Linked DNA regions of Homo sapiens: region 1 is linked to region 2. Evidence: chromatin loops called from intact Hi-C (ENCODE). Cell type or tissue: IMR-90. All regions are shown on one strand. Links, peaks and the distances in the headings refer to the core of each region. The heading gives the core; the rest is flanking DNA.

The links. A loop is a pair of places that touch in the nucleus more often than their neighbours do. Peaks named below come from ENCODE experiments on the same cell type or tissue, not always from the same donor. Only the 100,000 strongest peaks of a DNase experiment are listed, where the experiment ranks them.
Region 1: it touches region 2 in a loop (2.8-fold over the local background); 2 of 110 quality-filtered maps call a loop at or near these places.

The regions. Positions count from the first base shown.
Region 1 is chr4:152,364,970-152,377,186 of GRCh38, forward strand. The region is part of intron 4 of FBXW7 (F-box and WD repeat domain containing 7); the gene reads right to left. Among named protein-coding and RNA genes, the nearest start is that of FBXW7-AS1, 33 kb to the left of the region's middle. RefSeq lists an enhancer at 1,534-4,396. In IMR-90, for the core only: a CTCF peak has its summit at 5,109; no DNase peak of the experiment used is centred there.
Region 2 is chr4:151,641,533-151,649,532 of GRCh38, forward strand. It overlaps FHIP1A (FHF complex subunit HOOK interacting protein 1A), which reads left to right. Exons shown (of 14, transcript NM_001109977.3): 10 at 5,026-5,216; 11 at 7,927-8,000. Among named protein-coding and RNA genes, the nearest start is that of GATB, 120 kb to the right of the region's middle. RefSeq lists an enhancer at 4,607-5,168. In IMR-90, for the core only: a CTCF peak has its summit at 3,298 (motif pointing left); no DNase peak of the experiment used is centred there; H3K27me3 peaks cover 1,820 bases.

The DNA.
Region 1 (12,217 bases), core at 1,868-9,867, 730 kb after region 2:
TCTTGTGTCTGTTTCATGGCTGGAGTTCACAGCATAGTGGGCAAGATAATGAGACAAAACAAAGCAAAACTGCAACTGTGGTAAATGCTGCAGTGTTCGAAGAGTGTTAAGAATGGTGAGGTTTCCACCTAGTCTGTGGGTTCACAGAAGGCATCTTCTCGCTGAATGAATGACTGAGCTAGGTTCGGAGCAGGGAGGGATAACCACCTATAGCTAGAGGACACTGAACAGAGGTAGGATGGCAGGTGTAAGATGAGGCTGAAGAAGTAGACAAGGGATACATTACCCAAGACCTCAAAGGATTTTGGGTTTTACCATAAGAGTAATGAAAAGCTAATGCTGCATAGTAGTTAAGAAAAAGATATAATCAGATGTTATTTCTTGAAAAAAATCATTCAAAGTGTAATGCTGAAAATAGAATGGCAGTGATTGAGAGTAGATGTGGAGAGACTGTGTGAGGAAGTTATTCCACTAGACCAGGCAAGAGATAATGATGGCTTCGATTAGCTAGGTAGAAACAGAGATGCATAGGAGTGGGCAGTTAAGAGACATTTAGGACATCAAACTGATAGGATAGTAACAGATGGGTCATGCATGGCAAGTAAAAAAGAGGAAGGTATCAAAGATAACACCTGTTTTCTCACTTGTGCAATTGGATAACAAGGACTGGGTTAGTTGGTTGTTTTTTGTTTTCTGGGGGCCAGGGGTGAGGAGGATCTTGAGATATCTTGGAGATAACTGGGTATCCAAATCTCATGCTCCAACTGGTTCTGGCCCAGAAGAAAGGTCTGGGTTGGAGATGAAAATATGTGAATTATCTGTATACAGGCTATCTCTGATTTCCCAGTGCTTGAAGCCAACACCTTGTTACAGTGTGAGCACATTAAATATTTGTCTGTCTTCTCCAATAGACTGTAAGTTCCATGAGGGCAGTATTTTTATTCTGTTTTGATTCTTGTTGTATCTCAGCTCCTCACATAGTTCCTGCATATAGTAGGGTACCAATAAAAAATATTTATATGAGATAATTAGCCACACAAGACATACCCTAATCAACAATGGTAGAGCTACAGAAATAACAACAGAAAACCATTAATTTTGAACACAATTTTAAAAACTCATAATTTTCTAAATAAGAAATGATGATGTAGGTGAAAAATACATTTTACAGGTTTATCATTTTATAATTATACTGTCTATTGTTTATAATACTTAATATATTTCCCCCTCAGGGAAAAGTCATAAAAGCATTTCTACATATTTATCAGTCATACAGTCCAAATACAAATTAAATTGGAAGAAAATAAGTTTGATGAGCAATAAAAATGCAACTTCACAGTTTAGGACTTCTGTACCTTTAAAATGCCCAACAGAATCTAAACTTTCACTATTAAAAGGAATACACAGTTTTAGCAATGCTTGTTAAAGTACACCACTTCTCACAGGTCTCATTTAAATCATTTTATTTATTCATAGTTATTAACTTCACAGACAGTATTTTGTACCTCCATTTTACTGACAAGAAATCTGAAGCATGAGTTTCTGAGTTGCCAAAAGTGTTGTAACTTATACTAGCTTTAAAAACTAAATGTAAATCAAAACCACAATGAGATACCATCTCACACCAGTTAGAATGGCGATCATTAAAAAGTCAGGAAACAACAGGTGCTGGAGACGATGTGGAGAAGAAATAGGAACTCTTTTACACTGTTGGTGGGACTATAAACTAGTTCAACCATTGTGGAAGACAGTGTGGCGATTCTTCAAGGATCTAGATACTATTTGACCCAGCAATCCCATTACTGGGTATATACCCAAAGGATTATAAATCATGCTACAATAAAGACACATGCACACGTATGTTTATTGTGGCACTATTCACAATAGCAAAGACTTGCAACCAACCCAAATGTCCATCAATGATAGACTGGATTAAGAAAATGTGGCAAATATACATCATGGAATACTATGCAGCCATAAAAAAGGATGAGTTCATGTCCTTTGTAGGGACATGGATGAAGATGGAAACCATCACTCTGAGCAAACTATCACAAGGACAGAAAACCAAACACCGCATGTTCTCACTCATAGGTGGGAATTGAACAATGAGAACATTTGGACACAGGGCTGGGAACATCACACACTGGGGCCTGTCGTGGGGTTGAGGGATGGGGCAAGGATAGCATTAGGAGAAATATCTAATGTAAATGACAAGTTAATGGGTACAGCAAACCAACATGGCACATGTATACATATGTAACAAACCTGCACGTTGTGCACATGTACCCTAGAACTTAAAGTATAAAAAAAAACTAGCTATACTTGTATACATTTCATATATATTATATATATTCACATATTTTAATCTCTATGAAAAGAACAAGTTCTATTTCCTTTAAAATTAAATTGAATACTACATATGTTACACAAAATTGCCTAGCTTTATTTTGCTTCAGTTGCTTTTCATCAGCATCTCCCATTGAGAGAGGATATATCAAGAAATACTAGTTAATAAAAAAGGGCCAAAAAGACTAAGATCCCACTAAAATACTCTAATAAAAATGATGGTTATTTTAATTATACTTCATTCACTTTGGTTTTGTGAATATGCAAAATATGCAAGAAATATTTTTAACAATAGATACATTTCTGGGCATACCATTCACTTCTAACTTTGTATGCAGATAAAACATTCCTCGACTTAATCTTCAACGTAGTCAACACTATACACACTGATATCTAAATCTTTAGTTTTCACTTTCTAATAAATATTCTAATATACAGAAACTGAAGAATGTTATTACCATTTTCACAAAGCATCTACATTTTTGTATATAGATGTAGACATTTTAAGTAAATATATTTAAGACTACGACAACACAAGTTGATGATACTAGGTGACAGTATTAATGCTTTTAAAATTATACTAAAGAAAAAACATACTAATATAAAGAAGAAAAAAACTGGTAAGTTTTTTTTGGAGGAGGTATGGTTTGCCATTTATTACTTTTTTTTTGTAAGAGTCGATTAATATTCTAAAAAGGTCTACGAAAAAGCTGAACAACCTCTCAAGCTCTGAATCCATGGCACTGACCTTAGGACTTTCTCAGAATGATTTTTAACGCACTCTGTTATTAGTAAAACCTGTTCAAACACATGCCCCATCTGCCAGCACCCCATCTGCAAGAGAGCTTCTTATTCTTGTAGACAGTACAACTTCTGCCTGTTTCCTTCTCTTCTCTACATACCAGCTGTATGGTAATGAGCATGAGCAGCTGAAAAATACTGCATTATAACAAAGCTAATATGAAAACAGCAGAATAGGACTTCCCTTCAATGAAGCAGTTGTAGCATGAACATAGCTGATAAGCTATTAAATAGAGGTAGGGGGTGGTTAGAATTTTACTTCTATGTGTGTGGGATGCCCGTGTGTGCGGATGCATGCATGTGTGTGTGTTAAATATGGAATTTCTGTATAACACAGAAATAACAAGAACCAAGAGAAGCACAGGGTACTAAAGAAAGGTCTAATTTTCTAAGTACTTTTGTTAAAATTTGTGAATCAGTTCTTTAAATGTTTTAAGTCTCAATTCTTATGTAGTAATGATATATCAGGTACCATTTTGACAAGACAGTTTTCAAATTTGTTAAAAAGTATGTTACATTTCTTAATTACCAAATTTTGGGGGCTTCAGTAGGAAAATGGTGTCAGAACTTAAAATTATAATGGAAACTATATACTAGACATTTTAGCAGCTAACATAATATGTAAATCAATAACATGTATTTTTAATTCTTATATAGCGATTTTAAAAATTCCAATTTAATGACATTTGAAACCAACACATTTATTCTGAACATCTGAGAATCTCCAAACAAACTACCAAGATGTCACATATGCTTTTCTTCATGTAGGGAGACATAATGGGGTTAATTTTTACATATATGATAGTCGCACTGAATGAATCTACATAATGTAAGTAGAACCAAATCACATTAACTTTTTATGCATGGTATCTTTCCACTCAGAGAAGATTAAAAGTCACTCAGGAAACTGTTTAAGAAAAATTATTCAAAATTTATGCTGTGCATCTTCTTTTACCACTTGAAGAAACTAAAAATGAAAAAAATACTCAAAATCTCTATCATAAGTACTATTACATCAGGAGAATTAATTATAAATTTTACCAACACATCTAAAAATGTCTTATGAGGGCTTCATAATAGTTACAGAACTCTTGTACATAACCATGCTTTCCATGGGTTATTTCATTTTATCCTTACAACAACCCTCTGTAAAAGGTACTACTATTAGCTCTTCACAGATAAGGCTTAGTAAGTGGTACAGCAAAGAACTTAAACCCAGGTCCAACTGACCCTATAATCCGCGCTCTTAGGCACTCTGCTTTTCTGATATGAACTCCACGAGGGTGATGGCTGGGATGTTTTGTTCACTGTTGTACTCTAAATGCCTAAAGCAGTCCGTGGCTCATAGGAGGTGTTGAATAAAGTGAATACATAGATGGAAGAGATAACTGCTCAGTTGTCTTCTTTTAAATATTAAGTCGGGGGAAAAGTTACTATATTTTGTAATAAAGTTTGTAATAACCTTAACCATTTTGACACGAAAAAAAGATGTACCAATTAAAGAATCTTAAAAATAAGACTGTTCGGTAATCTCAGTTTTGTTCACTTGTCATATTGAAAAATTAAGACTGTAAAAATTATCATAAACATTCATTTTGAAAGGATGACACAGAGTAAGGGCAAAACTGCACTGATCTTGGTATTTTCCGGTTTTTATGAATCCATTTATTCTCATTTTTATTGTCAGACAATAAAAATGCATTTTTCCTTTTAACTAAACATATTCCTTGACTTCAAATATAAATCAGGGCCAAGAGCTTTCATAATATAAGAGATTTTGTATAACACATGTAAGAACATGAACTGAAAGAATAGTTCCAACTTAATGAAGCAGTACCAACCATCCTTTAAAAAAGCAAGATATAGTTATGTTATCTTAGAGAAGAACAAACTTCTAACAGTAACACAGATTTTTAAAACTCACAAATTCAGACAAGATTTACAAAAACAGTACTATACTGCCCCTACATGTTCATATTAGTAGCAACAGTGACATTTTAAAATCTAAAGTGATAACGCAGAGATTTCTATGGATTATTGAAAAGCTGTTTAAGCTGAAATTGTTCCCAAGTGAACTATATGAAATCACCCACACATAAAAATGTAATTAAATAGCTCATAAGTTTCAATTTTCATGTTCAAGACTAGCAAAGGAGAAGAAATTTAAGAAAATCCCATTCAACATTACCATAAATTTTCTCAAATCCTCAAAACAGATTTTCCCATCATTATATGAGGATACCACAAAATAATCATAAACAAATGGCTAATTAGCCATGTGCTTTTGGGATAAATATTTAACCTTTTCTGTCTCTTTTATGTATGGGGTGGGGAGTGCTACCTTTACTTGAGGAAGAAAGTTCAAATTAAAAGTCTTGATTTAGTTGTGAGTAAATTCCTAATGAATGCAAACATGGAATTCCACTATAAAATTAATGTTTCAAGTTAATTATATCAAAATATTACATGTATAGTGGATCACTGCAATGTTTTTAGCATTATCTACACTTGGAGGTGCTACTTTCAATGGCCACTTTCAACTATTCTCTCTCTCAAAGAAAAACAAATATGCAAATAATGCCAATGTAGTAAGATGTACGTTTGAGAAATGATGGCTCTCCTAAGAAGAAAAGCCTGCTATTTTATGGTTCGATAGCTCTGAAAAATATTCAGTATAGAAAAACAGAATTACAAAAACAGTATTAATATTTGAGAAAGACTCACTGCTTCCCCCATTCCTAAATTGCAATGAAGTTTATAAATATATAAACACAAGACACTATCAAAGTCACAAAAGAAAACTTTATTAATCTAAGATATTGACTTAAAAAAACCCTACTTTAATAATTTTACCCTTCATATTTTAGGAGTAAAACACTATATATACAAATAAAGAGACGTGCTGCATCAGCAGGTACTTGTGAAAGGAAATAACTGAATTGAAACTGCTAACATTTAGAATGTCATCAACTTTACCAAAAATGCTGGGCCTTTCCACTATTATTTCTATAGTAAAATTAATATCATCTTTAAAAATCTTAAATTATATCTACTGTTATTTATACCAAAATATAACACAAATATATCTACCATAAATTTTATCTACCATTATATAACTAATTTATATGTGAGATACATGCTAGTTTCTGCAACCTTCCATAGTGGCATGGAAAAAGACAAGAAGTCTAATTCTGATCCAGGAATAATTCAGAAAGAAATCACTAAGCTGTGCCTGATAGAATTATTAAAAACACCAAAAGAAAGTTGTTTCACAAAAATATTTAAAAAGGGAGTTAAATGGAATCCTATTTATCATTTCAGAGCATCAAAATAATATTTTGCTTGTAATAGATACTATCTAACAGTATTTGAAAACCGGCAGATTATACATTTCAATAAGGCCACTAACTTAATTCTATCAAATCAGGTAAATTGTATGTACATGTATGTAGTTATGTATACATATGAAAAAACTATAATACAAATTATCACCAAATGATTTAGAAATGAAAAGTGTATAATTTAATAAAGGAGTCTGATGACACACTGTATGTTGGCACAAACTGCCTCTTGCCTTGGAGGACTTCTCAGGACCGCTAAAATGTTGAAAGGACTTTTTTTCCTGTTTTGTTCACTAATGTATCCCAAGTGCCTAGAACTGGGCCTGGCTATTAGCAGATGCTTATTTGTTGAATAAATTAATTAAGCCATGTTCATCTAATTTTGATATGTGACCATGAAATGTGGATGATGAGACAAGTCTCTCAGAGACATGAAGGCATTTGTGGATTCCTTAAGGGAAAGGTGTGCTGTCTTATTCATCTTTGTAACAGTAGCAACACACACAGAGAGTATGCATACTATATATCAGCAGATTAAAATTAATTTTGTGGTGTTAATTTCCCATGGAAATACTGGGACAATTAAAAAAAATGTGGTTGAGGTTCTCTACACTCATTTAAAGAATAAGTCTATTAGCATGAGCTGTATTTTAATCACTGAAGAAAAGTAATATAAAAGCTCCAAACTATCATTGTATTATATGGTTATAATAGCCTATAATTAGGTTAATAAACTTTAGGTACTCATCTATATATGTATGTTTTAAAGTATTTAATATGCATGTACTCAGAGACTTAAGATAAAGCTTAGACTACTCTGACATTTCAAAGTGTGTTCAGTTTTTTATGAGTGGGTGACAGTTGTAAAACTCTAAGGTCTCTGGATTTAGTTCCATGCTCTTGGAGACAGCTGTGTTCCTAAATTCAGAATATTTTGAATTGTAGAAAGGTAACAGAGTGCATATACTATTTATTACAGAGCACTTCCAGTATATCACACATTAGTGTTTCTCCAGCAAAATATATGAATATTCAGATAAATAATAAAGATGACTGTTTTATGTTAGTTTGGGTTAGGTTTTGCTACCTTTATTTTTAAATTTTCAGTTTTCAGAGCATGATGGATTTCTGCTTTGCAGACAAGGGACTGTGGACTTATTTCACACTTGTTTACCTTGCCAGGAGCTTAGTTCCAAGTTTATTTTTAGCATATTTTTCATCTGTCTTCTATATTACAAGCCTCAACATTAAGTTAGTTTCTGTAAAACCTAACTTAGTTTATATTTACAAATTTAAATAGCCTTGCCCTTTGATGTCAAAATTATACAAATTGTTACCTAATTAAAAATTTGTTACATAAAAGACAAAATCATACAAGTTGTTTCCATAGTGTAGTTACAGATTTATAAATCATGTGCTAAGTCGCTTTGTACTCCTATCTGACAACTAGGGCACAACCCAATACTAAAACATCATCTGATGACAAAAACATACAGAAGGCAGTATTATCAGTAATTAGATATTGAGACCATCATAAATTGTTGGGAAAGGTGAGAATTACACATTTAAAATTCCAAGATTATATGGCAAAAGTTAACCCTTAAAACATTTGGACACTAAGGGTCTGTTCAACAAATGCCTACTCCAGATCCGTTTCCTGCAGTGGCTGTGATGCTGGAATAAGACTGCTTGAGTTAGTGTCCTAGCTACATTACTTACTAGCTAAGGGGCAAGAACCTTCCTATGCCTGAGATTCCTCACGTGTAAAACAGGTAAAATACAATACAACGTACTTCACAAGGTGATTTTAAGGATTAAATGAGTTTATGTATAGAAAGTAACTAGAGTAGTGCCTCTTCTACATCCCAAATCATACCTTATTCTATTACCCTATTTTACTGTCATCAAAATATTAACAGTAGTATTTATTTTCTGTCTCCCCAAACTACAATCTAAGCTCCATGAGGGCATGGCCTTTGTCTATCAAGTTCACTGTTATATCTACAGTTTCTAGGAAAGTTCTCTACTCTAGGTGCTCAATACGTATTTTTTCAACATTAATAAATTGACGGCAAGATGTAATTTGCAGCAGTATACTTAATATGAAAAAACATAAGACAAGACACGATCCCAAGCAATGATACAAGTTCCCTCTATCACTCCTCTGATCACCTACTTAGCAAACATCTTCATGTTTTAATTCAGGGTTACTGTGAAGCCCTTCCTGAACCACTCATATTGAGCTCTGAGTGCCTCCTCATACTCTGACAGTACTTTGTACGTAGGTCCATTTAAGCAGTTATTATTTTGTACTATAATGGTTTGTTTGTAGTTTTATCACTGTGACTTTTCATTTGTGCATGGGCATGGGGGATCATCATCTTATTTATAGCCGGTGGCTTGCACAGCACAGAGAATGCAAAGAAAACCGACAATTACATTGCTTACTCATGTTGATGCATGATGTGTGAAACATTCTTAAAGAGAAAAAGACCAAAGGATCTAAAATAGAATGGTCTGATATGTGATAACTGACAGTAATTAATGCCTTTATTGATAAAGTAAGTAGTGACCATAAAAAACACCAAAGGATCTGGAAATGTTTATATTTTCCAAGTACCAATGGAAGATATATGCAAGTAAGAGAAGCTTAGAAAGCCACATTTTAGTTTCCTCACTCAAAAACAAACAAACAAAAACAAAACAAACCAAAAAAACCCCACCACAAAACAGGTACCCTATTAAATTCCCTCTCTAAATTTGCTCATACCACCACCCTATTCTTTCTTCTCTTCAAAGTACTGTATTTTTTTTCTCTATTTCAGCATTTTCTGATATTTAGGAGCTACTCTAGACTCCCAAAAGTACCACCTAAATGACTATACCATGTGTGTTTCTTTTTCATTTTCAAAATTAGTACATAGTAATTACTTTTAAAATTAAGTGTCAAACTGTATCTGAGTTTCGTTAAATTTAGAAAATGAAATATTCAAAATCACAGCTGCACAGTCACTTAAAAACATTTAGTAAACAAAAACAAGCCACATTCTTACAGCACAAAAATTCCTTAAGGATTTTTCCAAGTTTAACAGACACTTCAATGAATCAGCCATAGAAATATTTATACTAACTTTCTCCTGCATATCTCTGGAAGCATAAAAAGGTATTAAAAATAACCTCTGAATTGTAAGAGTTTATAACCTAACCAAGGAGATATCTATACAAAGTTGTCATATAACATCATTGAGCAGCCCATATAGTATGCCTAAGGACCAAAGATAACAGCAATAATTGAGGACAACAGTGGATGAAACCAGTGCCAGAAGGGAGGTTTCAAGAGAGAGGTAAGCTGGACCATGAGGTCATGGAAAGGATGTAGAAAAACAGGCACAAATGTAACCAGTGGATACCAAATAGACTAGTTACAGGAGGGGGGGGGATGATGCTGGCTTTTAAAACGTTTTATATTTCCGTATGTTAAGGAGGTATCAATATATTTTTACTTGGCTAAGAGTTCTATGAAAGTGATGTTGAGTTTCGTGAAATCCCTTTTAGTCATCAAGACATTTTAGAAGAGGAGACTTGCTACAACTACTTTAAATGAGAATTAATCATAGCTAGACTAGAATTTTTTTTTTTAAGGCAAACCAGGATTGGGGCTAAATGACAAAGCTATGACAGAAATGTAATGCTAAGTAACAGTGCTATAGGAAACAGGCAAGTATTTCTGGCAGCTGCTCCTGCTAGCATGAGAAGTACTCTTACAGTAGAGATTATTAATAGCTATATACTTTGGGAGAGGTTGTCACTTATACTGTAAAGATACCATGCTAAAATTCAGAAATGTAAAAGTATAATCTAATGTGACAAAAAATGAGACAACCATAAGACTCTCCATATAAAAAATATGTTGAATCAATAATAAATTATCAAATCATACATGTGGGTCATCTATTTAGATAAAAACACAGATCACAGTTTTAAAACGATGAAAAGAATAGAAGAAAATTACAGTTGAAAATAATATAGGTGACAAGTCTATGGCAAATATTATCTCCTATAAGAATAAAAAATAAAATCACTATGAGCGACAAATAATTTTTTAATCAATTGATATATTTTCCTTATGAGGCCTTAAGTAAAAACATATATCGTTATTTTCTCAAAATGAAAATTCAGTTCACAGAAAACCTAGAATAATAAACATGGAAGTACAATGATACAGTATCAGCTAAGTAAAGTCCACAAAGCTTTGCCATAAGAATAAATGTGCTTTAAAATATAATGTCTTGTAACATTAGAAACCCCATGCTGTTTTTGAACTGATACAATTTTTTCTGAAAAAATTTAATAATATTTATCAAGAATCTAAAGAAGTTCACACTCCTTGACCCAATAAAACTACTTGTAGAAATCTGTGTACAGTGATGTGGTTAAATTTATGCATAACGATGTTCAAAGCAGGTCACAATCTAAATCAACAATAGTGAGAAATTACGATATATTTATATGGCAGATTATATACTTTTGAATACCTACAGCCATGGGAAAATACTAGCAGTATATTAAAAATGAATTAAAGTGGCAGTTTTGTTTAAAAAATTATATGCTTAAAATCCTTATTGTGGTTATTTCTGACCCGTGAGATTACTAATAATTTAGGACACTGTAAAGACAAGTGCCTTTTCTACATTACATATTTAACATGTCTAATAGTTTTATAAAGAGAAGTAAAAGATATTAAATATTGGAGGGAAATAAAAATTCATTATATAGCCATTGAACTCAGACTTTGGAGGATATTAAATTACTAAATTTGGGAGGGTAATAATTCCCAAATTTGCTTTACCAACAGAGCTTATGATGGTCGGTGTTTTGGGTATGTATAAAATCTTCATATTAATGAAAATTTTATTGTAGAATAAATAATTAGAGATGTTATTTTCTGAAACAAAAGCAATACGACTGTTTAATAAGCCTAGCAGACCTTGCTGAAAAGTTCTAACAAACCCAACAGTCTACTACAGGAGTATAATAGATTAAAATTATACACCCCTTGAACTAACTGAAGTTTATACATACAAAAACAACAAATTAGGTTATGGACTAATTTGTTATGAGAATGAGAAGATTAAAATTTTGAATATAGGCTTGTCTATTATCATGAATAACTGAACAATGAAGAAAAACCTGAACCTAACACAGTATTGCTAAGAGGTCCTATGAGAGGTGCTGTGTTTTTTTTTGGTCATAATTGTCAAAAGTACTAATTGATTAACTGATGAGAATGGTACTGCATTGTCTTTTGAGGATAGTCACCTGTTAGGCACCCTGTTCTCAGTTGCCTGACCCCAGACCCTGAAGTATCATCCCTCAGTTTACAAAAAGACACAGGACAAACATGCATACGGTCTGAATATTTCCAGTTTTTTCATGACTAAAATTGTTACATAATCTGTGAGATAACTCTATAACTAAAAAGGAAAAAAAAAACTTAAAAGGGATTACACAAAAAATTTTAAATTTATAAAGGGACGGTGCTACAAAAATTATTTGTAAGTCAACTGTTTGAAACTTTGTATTGTCTCATAGAAACAATGTCAACAGCAATAGGCCCCCAGACTAACCCTACAAAATACTAATAGTTGAAACGTGTTAAGTTCACAAGAAAAAAAATGTATATGTTACAAAGCATAGTAAAAGAACAGCCAGTACCTGCAGCATTAGAG
Region 2 (8,000 bases), core at 1-8,000:
TTTTTGCAATTTTTTTTTCTTTTAGCTATCATTAGTGCTAGTGTATTTTATGTGTGGCCCAAGACAATTATTCTTCCAGTGTGGCCCAGGGAAGCCAAAAAATTAGACACCCCTGCTATAAAGTATAACACACATTTTAAGGGAGGGAATTTTCTAGAAAGGACATTTTAAACTAATGAAAATAATTCTTTTCAGATTTAGAATCTGTGCAAAAAGCAAAGCCAATAAAAAAATCTTTATTCTTCAAGTCATTTAAACATTATTTTAAGGGACATAAAAAATAGATTTATAATCTGTCCTTTTTGTTTGTTGCTGCCACTGCAGTCATTTGAATATACATGATAAACTTGCAGATCTGAGAGGCAGTAGAGCTGTGAAGATTATGTGACTGCGTTTAATGAAGGTATTTGTTATGTGATAAATAAATAATGACTGTATGTCAATTTTTATTACAACCCAAATACTCATAAATACCAACATTTCAAAATGATGATCCATTTGTAACGGATACTAGTTTCTTTCATTTGGTGAAATATCAGAAAAGTAAGTTGAAATAAGGTACCCCCAAAGACAGGATATTTTAGTGAGCAGAAAACCAAGGAGAAATTGTCCACCTCCACGGATATGACATATGATAGGCCAAAGGCAGGCAGGAAATGCTGACAAGCAGTGAGGTAACAAATCTCTGCCATGTGCCTGGAACCTCCCAGTTGAGACAAAATTTAATTGCTTAATACATTGAATACTATTTCTGAATATTCTTTTTAGAGAGTTTTTTTCAGAAGTACTGGTCCATTGTCAGGTTTATGAACTGTCTTGCCTGTTGTGTTCAGATAGAGGTTGTTTTGCCTGAAGAGAAGCTGTGTGTATACTTCAGGAACATTTTCATCTTGCATAGGAGCTAGGGGTTTGGAGGAAAGGAAAACAACAACAACAACAACAACAACAACAAAAACCCTGTAAAGCCTGCCAGCCTAGGGGAAAATGAATAGGAGAAATATGGCCAGAACTTCTTTGAATCACAAATGATCTTTTTGAATTCACTAACATTGCTTTGTAGATGTTTGTCTATTGGTGCATTGTTGGGGTTATCATCCCAGAAGAAGCACTTCACTTAGCTCATCGTACTTCACTGCCTTGTTTTGCTTGTGTTTATGGTCAGTGTAGCATAGGGCAATATGTATGCTTTGTTATCAATTGATTGTCACAGAATTATTTTAGAAGTGATGATGGTTTAATTTAATGACCGATATCCAAGAAAATAAGAAACAGGCCCAGGGTTATAAAGGGTTGGGGAAATAGTGAAAATCAGGGAGGACAATATGTATGATATATATATATCATATATCATATTTTGGACAATATGTATAATATATATGATACATATTTTATTTATATATTATATATATATTTTTCTTTTTTTCCTTCTGTGTTGGGGGATGGCTTTGCAAAATCTGGACCTCTGAAGTCAGATATTTATTAGTCTCTGATTATTTTTATAGTTTCATGAATTTAAATTCTCAAACAAAATACATATAGTATAAATGAAAAGATAGTTTGATGATAAATACCTATACTAAATTCATAAGTGATTTTTCTACTATTGACAGCCAATTCATTTTCATATTTGAAATGTGGGGATATTCTGGCATTCATTCTATTTCTAATCTTTTCCTGTGAGTGATGAAAAGACAGAGACAGAGGAGCACAGTCTGTTTTTCTATTCTTTCTTCTGGGATGATCCTTCATTTTAAAGATACAGCAGAACCACTGCTTTTTTCTTTTCTTTTGAAAATTGATGTATAATAGTTGCACATATTTTTGGGGTACACATGATATTTTGATGCATGCGTGCACTGTGTAATAATCAAATCGGGATCATTAGGATATCTATCATGTCAAGCATTTATCATTTCTTTGTGTTGGAAACATTACAATTATTTTCTTCTAGCTATTTTGAAATATACAATAAATTATTGTCAACTGTAATTTCTCTACTGTACTATTAAATACTAGCACTCTATCTAGCTGTATTTTTGTACCCCTTAACTAACTTCTTCCCCCTTCCCTTCCCAGCCTCTGTAACCACCATTCTACTCTTTACTTCCATGAGATTCACTTTTGTAGCTCCCGCGTATGAGTGAGAACATGTGATATTTGTCTTTTTGTGCCTGGCTTATTTCACTTAACATAATAACCTCTGAGAACCACCATTCAGAATACTGGCGGGCTATTCATTTGAATAGACTCCCCATTTCCAGTTTCGTAGACTCTCTTTCAACCAATAGGGGATCTCCCTTGATTTGATTTATTCAGAAGAAAATTTTTAGTTTCTACTGAAAGCATGTGTTTGTAAAGTTGCAAATTCCCAATAAGTCTTTATTCTAATATAGTTTCAAGCTACCCACTGGTGATATTTGATAAATAGCTTTATTAGCTTTGATCCAGTGTTCCATTTTTAATACTTCAAACAAAGAATAAAAATCTATGAATATCAACTTAAATCATGAAATATGCTTAGTTTGAGCTGTAAGCAGTCATTGCTGTTCCAGCAGTATATAAAAGCATTGAAGCAGTTTATTTCTTAAATAATTAATGACCAAAATAAGGATACCATAAATCCTGTGTAATCCGAATTTCTCTAGGCCTCACCAGCCTATAGGAAGAGTTCACATCAATGGCTACAGGACAGATTTTCCCAGCTCTCACCCCAGCCACCTCATAGAAAACCTTGGGCCCAACCCCCAAACCCCCCACCCAACACAAAAAGTATCACTTATCACTTCTAGGGATCACCAAGTGAGAAATCTTTTTTGTTTATCTGTTTTTGTTTTTTAGAGACAGGCTCTCACTCTGTCCCCCAGGCTGGAGTGCAGTGGTGTAGTCATAGCACACTGCAGCCTCTATGTCCTGGGCTCAAGTGATCCTCCTACCTCAGCCTCCCGACTAGCTGGGACTACAAGTACACACCACTACACCCGGCTAACTCTTCTATGTTTTATAGAAACAGGATCTTGCTGTGTTGCTCAGGCTCGTTTTGAACTCTCGGCCTCAAGCAGTCCTCCCGCCTTAGCTTCCCAAAATGCTGTGATTGCAGGCATGAGGCACAGTACCCCACCCCCAAATAAGGAGTCTTAAATATATGCATGAACAAATCTCCCACCACGGTTGCCACAGCAGCATCAGCCATGGTCCTCTCTCCTGCTCTGATCCCTTTTGTTGCTGCTGCCTTCCCTTCCCACCCCTCAACCTGCTGCCCCTGTTCCTGCTGTGCACCCTGGCGCCCTCCTGTGGTGCTAGAGCAGCATTGTCTTCTCTGGGTGCCCACTGGGGTCCAGCTATGCTTTGTTCACAGCTGGTGGGTTCACACAGAGGTGCGAGAATGCTTCTCTCTCCTGTGTTATTTCTGGTTACCAGAGCATCTCTACTCACAGATATCCTTGTGGAAAAGAGCTCCTTTATTTTCTGCCTGCAGCATTCATTTTTCCTCATTGCTAAAGTCCCCAAAACTAAGCCAAGAATCAGAACAGTCTTGCCCCCTGTTCCATACTTTCCTTTTTGTCCTTGTAACCTTCTACTTTCATGAAACTGCGCTTATGAAAACAGCTGCCACCACATCAGACCTGCAGGGTGTGTCTGGTTCTTACTGACAGCAGGTTCAAAATATATATCTGCCCATGGAGACAGTAGGAGGAGGGGATGAGGACCGCCTTACCTAGATGGTTTGCTTTTTCTGAAAACTGAAGGTTAAGTGGCAAGTTTGCTATATCATACCTGGAAAGTATTATTAAAACCTTCAGCATCAAGTACCACACAGAGAATGGAATCTTTCTTTCCTCTCTGACTCTGGCTCTTGCAGTGGATCAGTTGGGAATATCAACTTAGGTTTTCCTCATTTGGATCAGCAGGAGGTATGGGAGATGGTTGAATGTTTACAGGCCTGAAGGCATGTCCTGAAAGTCGTACTTTTTATCTTTTTTTTACAAAAACCTTAATCTTAGCTTGTTTTTCTCTGCACGGCTTCTTTCTCAAATGCCAAATACAGAAGCAAAAACACTCTGGCTGATTGAAAGTTTGTGATCGTTCACATAAGGGATTAGGCTCATCTGCAATTGGCTCCTGCACACATATGTGATGCTTGGCTCTGGCTATAAGTTCTTTATCCCATTTGCTCCATTTTTGTTTAAATAAGCAGTATGTTTTTTTTCCCTGTTAAGAAAGTAAGTCATTTAAACACACTTTATTCTAGCCATGAAGCCCACTGATGTGCTCCAGGTGTGTCAGAAATGGTTGCTCAGGTTTTCTTGTCCCCAGGTTCAAAATGATACTAAGATGCTTTTGATCACCAACCAAAAGTGTTTTATGTGAAATGGGGCCCAGTGATCCTCAGTGAGTCATTTACCATTATATTTTCTCCTGGCCACACGTAAGAACATAAGAAAAGGTTTACACTATGGAGTGGTTGTTTGCTGCTGCCATTCAGTGCCTGCAATGAGCCAGAGTTTCTGGGATTATAAGAGAAATGACTGAAGCAGCTCCTTGCTGTGGTAGCACATTATATTCAGGAGGTAGACTGAAGTAATTGTGATACAAGATAATATTGCTTAATAGAGGCCCATGAGCATAGTGGAGGGAGGGATTAGCTCCCTCTCAGAGAAGGTGACACTGAAGCTGGACTTTGTAGAATGAAAGGCATTGGTCAGGCAGAGAAAAGGGGAAAGCACAGGCCAGGTAAAGGTGACAGTGGGCACAAAGGCATGGAGTTTGAAGAGGGATCGTTTAAGAGATGAAGAAGTTCCTGGAGATTGAATTATAAAGACCATTAAGTGCTTTGCAAAGAGGTTGTTCTTTCAGAAGAAATTAAGCTAAGGAGTGAACCCTGGTGGCTGGTGAGATGATCAATTGAGAGCTGAGAGAGGATGAGTCTGCCCCTGGCCACAAGGAGTCCCTGTTATGGTTTAGTTAGTCCCAGTAATGGTTCAAGACATTGCAGAGACCAAACGCTTGTTCTTTTTGTCATTCTAGGTATCTGATCCCCTGCAATCACATGATGCTGAGTCAGAGGTGGGCTGTGAAGGAGAGAGACTGTTACTCTGTTTCTGCGGCCAAGCTTCTCGCCTTGACTCCTGTCTGCTGCTCCAGCGGGATCACTCTGACGCTGGGGAACCAAGAGAGGGATTATATTCTCTGGTCAAAGTGTATGCATGACACTTCAGGTAGGAACTCGCTAGTGATGATCTTTAAACAAAAGGATGCCAGTTCCATCTCGCCTTGGGATATGTGTCCCTTTGGGTAGACAGGGAATTATGTGGTGGGTCCCATTTCTCTTATGAATGACTAGTTAGGATCCTTTTCTGCTTTGTAAGGAGTTATGGACACGTTGTAATCAGTGTTTATTGACGTGCCCAGATGTTACGTTCTGTTGCCAGATCTTTATTTTACGTAGACTTTCTAGTGGGATCCTCAGAGTCAAAATGTGAAAACGTGTGCTAGCATGTCTTCGGAAACAAGACGGGGGTGAGAGGTGTGGAGATGGCTATTGCTGAGACAGAATCAGCCCTAATTTTAATTTCTAAAATGAGCCACTTATAGAAATCTGTCATAAGGATTTACATATTATTATATATCACTATAAAACTTGAAATTTGTGATATGACAGCAAAATTGCATGCATTTGATTGACCTAATGAGGAAGGCTGCCATAAATACTTTACAGGGGTTATGATACTTGGTGCTATTTGCCAGCTACAGTTCACCTCATACAAGCAAAACTGAAATGGCCATCTCTGTCAACCTTGGCCCTCTGGCAGGCAGCTAGAGCAAGGGAGCATCTGTATATCTTTGATGGTCATATGGCTGTTTCAATTCAGGAACATTCTGTGTGTCCTGTGACCACTAGGAAATGCCCAGTCCTGGTGTTGAGTCAAGCGTTTCCAGTTTATATTCTGATATCCACCCCAACAATGTCATTCTGTCCACCCAGCTATAATTTTCTTAGGTAAAGTGTATTTAAAAGCTGGGTTACTTGACTAAGAAAATGTCAGTATGTTTGATATTAACGTAATTTGTAGAAATTAAGGTTGTCTTACGGATTCTTGGTCTTTATATAAAGATGCATGGAAATCAGCAATTTATGTAATTTAATTATATTTTCCTATTAGGCAAATTAGTATGGATATCTTATATTTTCATACCTAAAAGTTATTTTTTAAAACATATTTAAAAATTGGCGTCTTTCTAAATTTACTATGAAAGTTTTTTCAAGAATGATTCTGTGGCTAACCTTGCCTCAGAATTCAAAATTCAAGTTAAACCTATGATTCTCCATAACTTGCCAACTTCTCTCCTGGTGTGATCACTTTTAATGCTTTGAAGAAGGTAGTATTCCCATTTTACAGATGAATAAACAAACTGAGAGAGAGGAATTGTCTTGTTCATGGTTATACAGCTAAGTAGGTTCTCTGGTTTCAGATGCCATGTTCTTTCCACTCTCCTGCCTCTGAGGTTGCCTTATAGCAGATAAATGCCCTAATGGATGGGTGGTGACATAGCTAGCTAGCTAGCCAGAGTAATTACTGTCCGGGGTAAATAATTTGCCTAAGAAAGTAGCAGAGCCAAGACTTAGGTTCTGCATCTTGGTTCTATGTCTTGGTTCTAGTACTTTCTTGGGCAAATTACTTAAGTTTTCTAAACTTTTTTTCTTATCTGTAAAATAGTACCTACTTCAAAGGGCTATTCTCAGGAAAGCAAGTGAAGACATGTAAAGCTCTTAGAAGACTGCCTCGCATGTAGTAAGTGCGCAATAAATACTGCCAGTAGTAGTATTTGATGTCTTTTTACATAACATAGATAAGAGATAAACACTAACGTTTTAGCTTAGCAGTAGAGCTATAAAATATGAATTATGTCTACCCTAATGCCCTGGAAATGGGTATCCTTAAAAGCTCGATTCTGACCCAGTCTGGTAGAGATTTAGAGCATGAAGAGACGTGAGGCTTGCAAAGATGTGGCACTGACGTAAGAATGGAGGTTGGTGTGAAATTGCCTGTGCTTGAACTGTGGCTCTTCCACAATTTGGGTTGGGTGTTCTTTCATCTCTGAGCCTCAATTTCTTTATCTGAAAATGGAGAAAATAATATCTACCATATAGGATCATTGGGAGAATTAACTCAGATAGCATTGATAAAGCACCTGCAGCCTACTAGATGTTTAAGAAATGATAGACTATATATTTTTCCCTCAGTCTTTTTCTCTTGAGGGAAAATGTAAACTCATAGGAAGATATTTTCGCAGCTATTTCAGTAGTGAAGTTGGAACTTTTAACATCAGAGGCAGTCATGGTAACATAAGCAGCATTCTTGGGTTAAAATGACTTTTGTAGTGAATATGATTTTACTCTAAGAGACCATTTGATAATATCAACATCCCTGATAGTCCCCAGGAAGACAGAATGAGTTAATAGGCTTTTCTAAAAACCCAGGATTTTTCTACAAAACGTCTGGTTCTCAGATTCATGGATTACCAGCCTTCCGCTTTAGATTCAAAGTAAAAAACTTTAAGGTTATTACTCTGTGGCAGGTACTATATCAGGTGTATTACCTAATTTAATCCTCTCAACAACCTGAGAGATTGCGATCATCAGCTCTTCTTTCTCTAATGACTCGTACCAGATAATAGATTTCCATCGGCTATAGCCACTATCTGACTGGCTATATTGGTTTTCTATCTTCCGTGAGGGTAGAGTTTCTATTATTAATCTTTCCTTCTTACAATCTAACCATATTATTCAGAGGTCATTTTAATCAGATATAATTAGACCCAAAGTAGCTGGCAAGACACAGTCTTAGCCCGAATGGGTCACAACCCCATCCACTACCTTTGTCCCCACACCTCCCTTGTTCTAACCAGCCTCTGCCTCCTGTGCAGGGCCTGTGGAGCGGCCATTCCCCGAAGCGTTCTCCGAGTCAGCCTGCATTGTGGAGTATGGGAAAGCCCTGGAC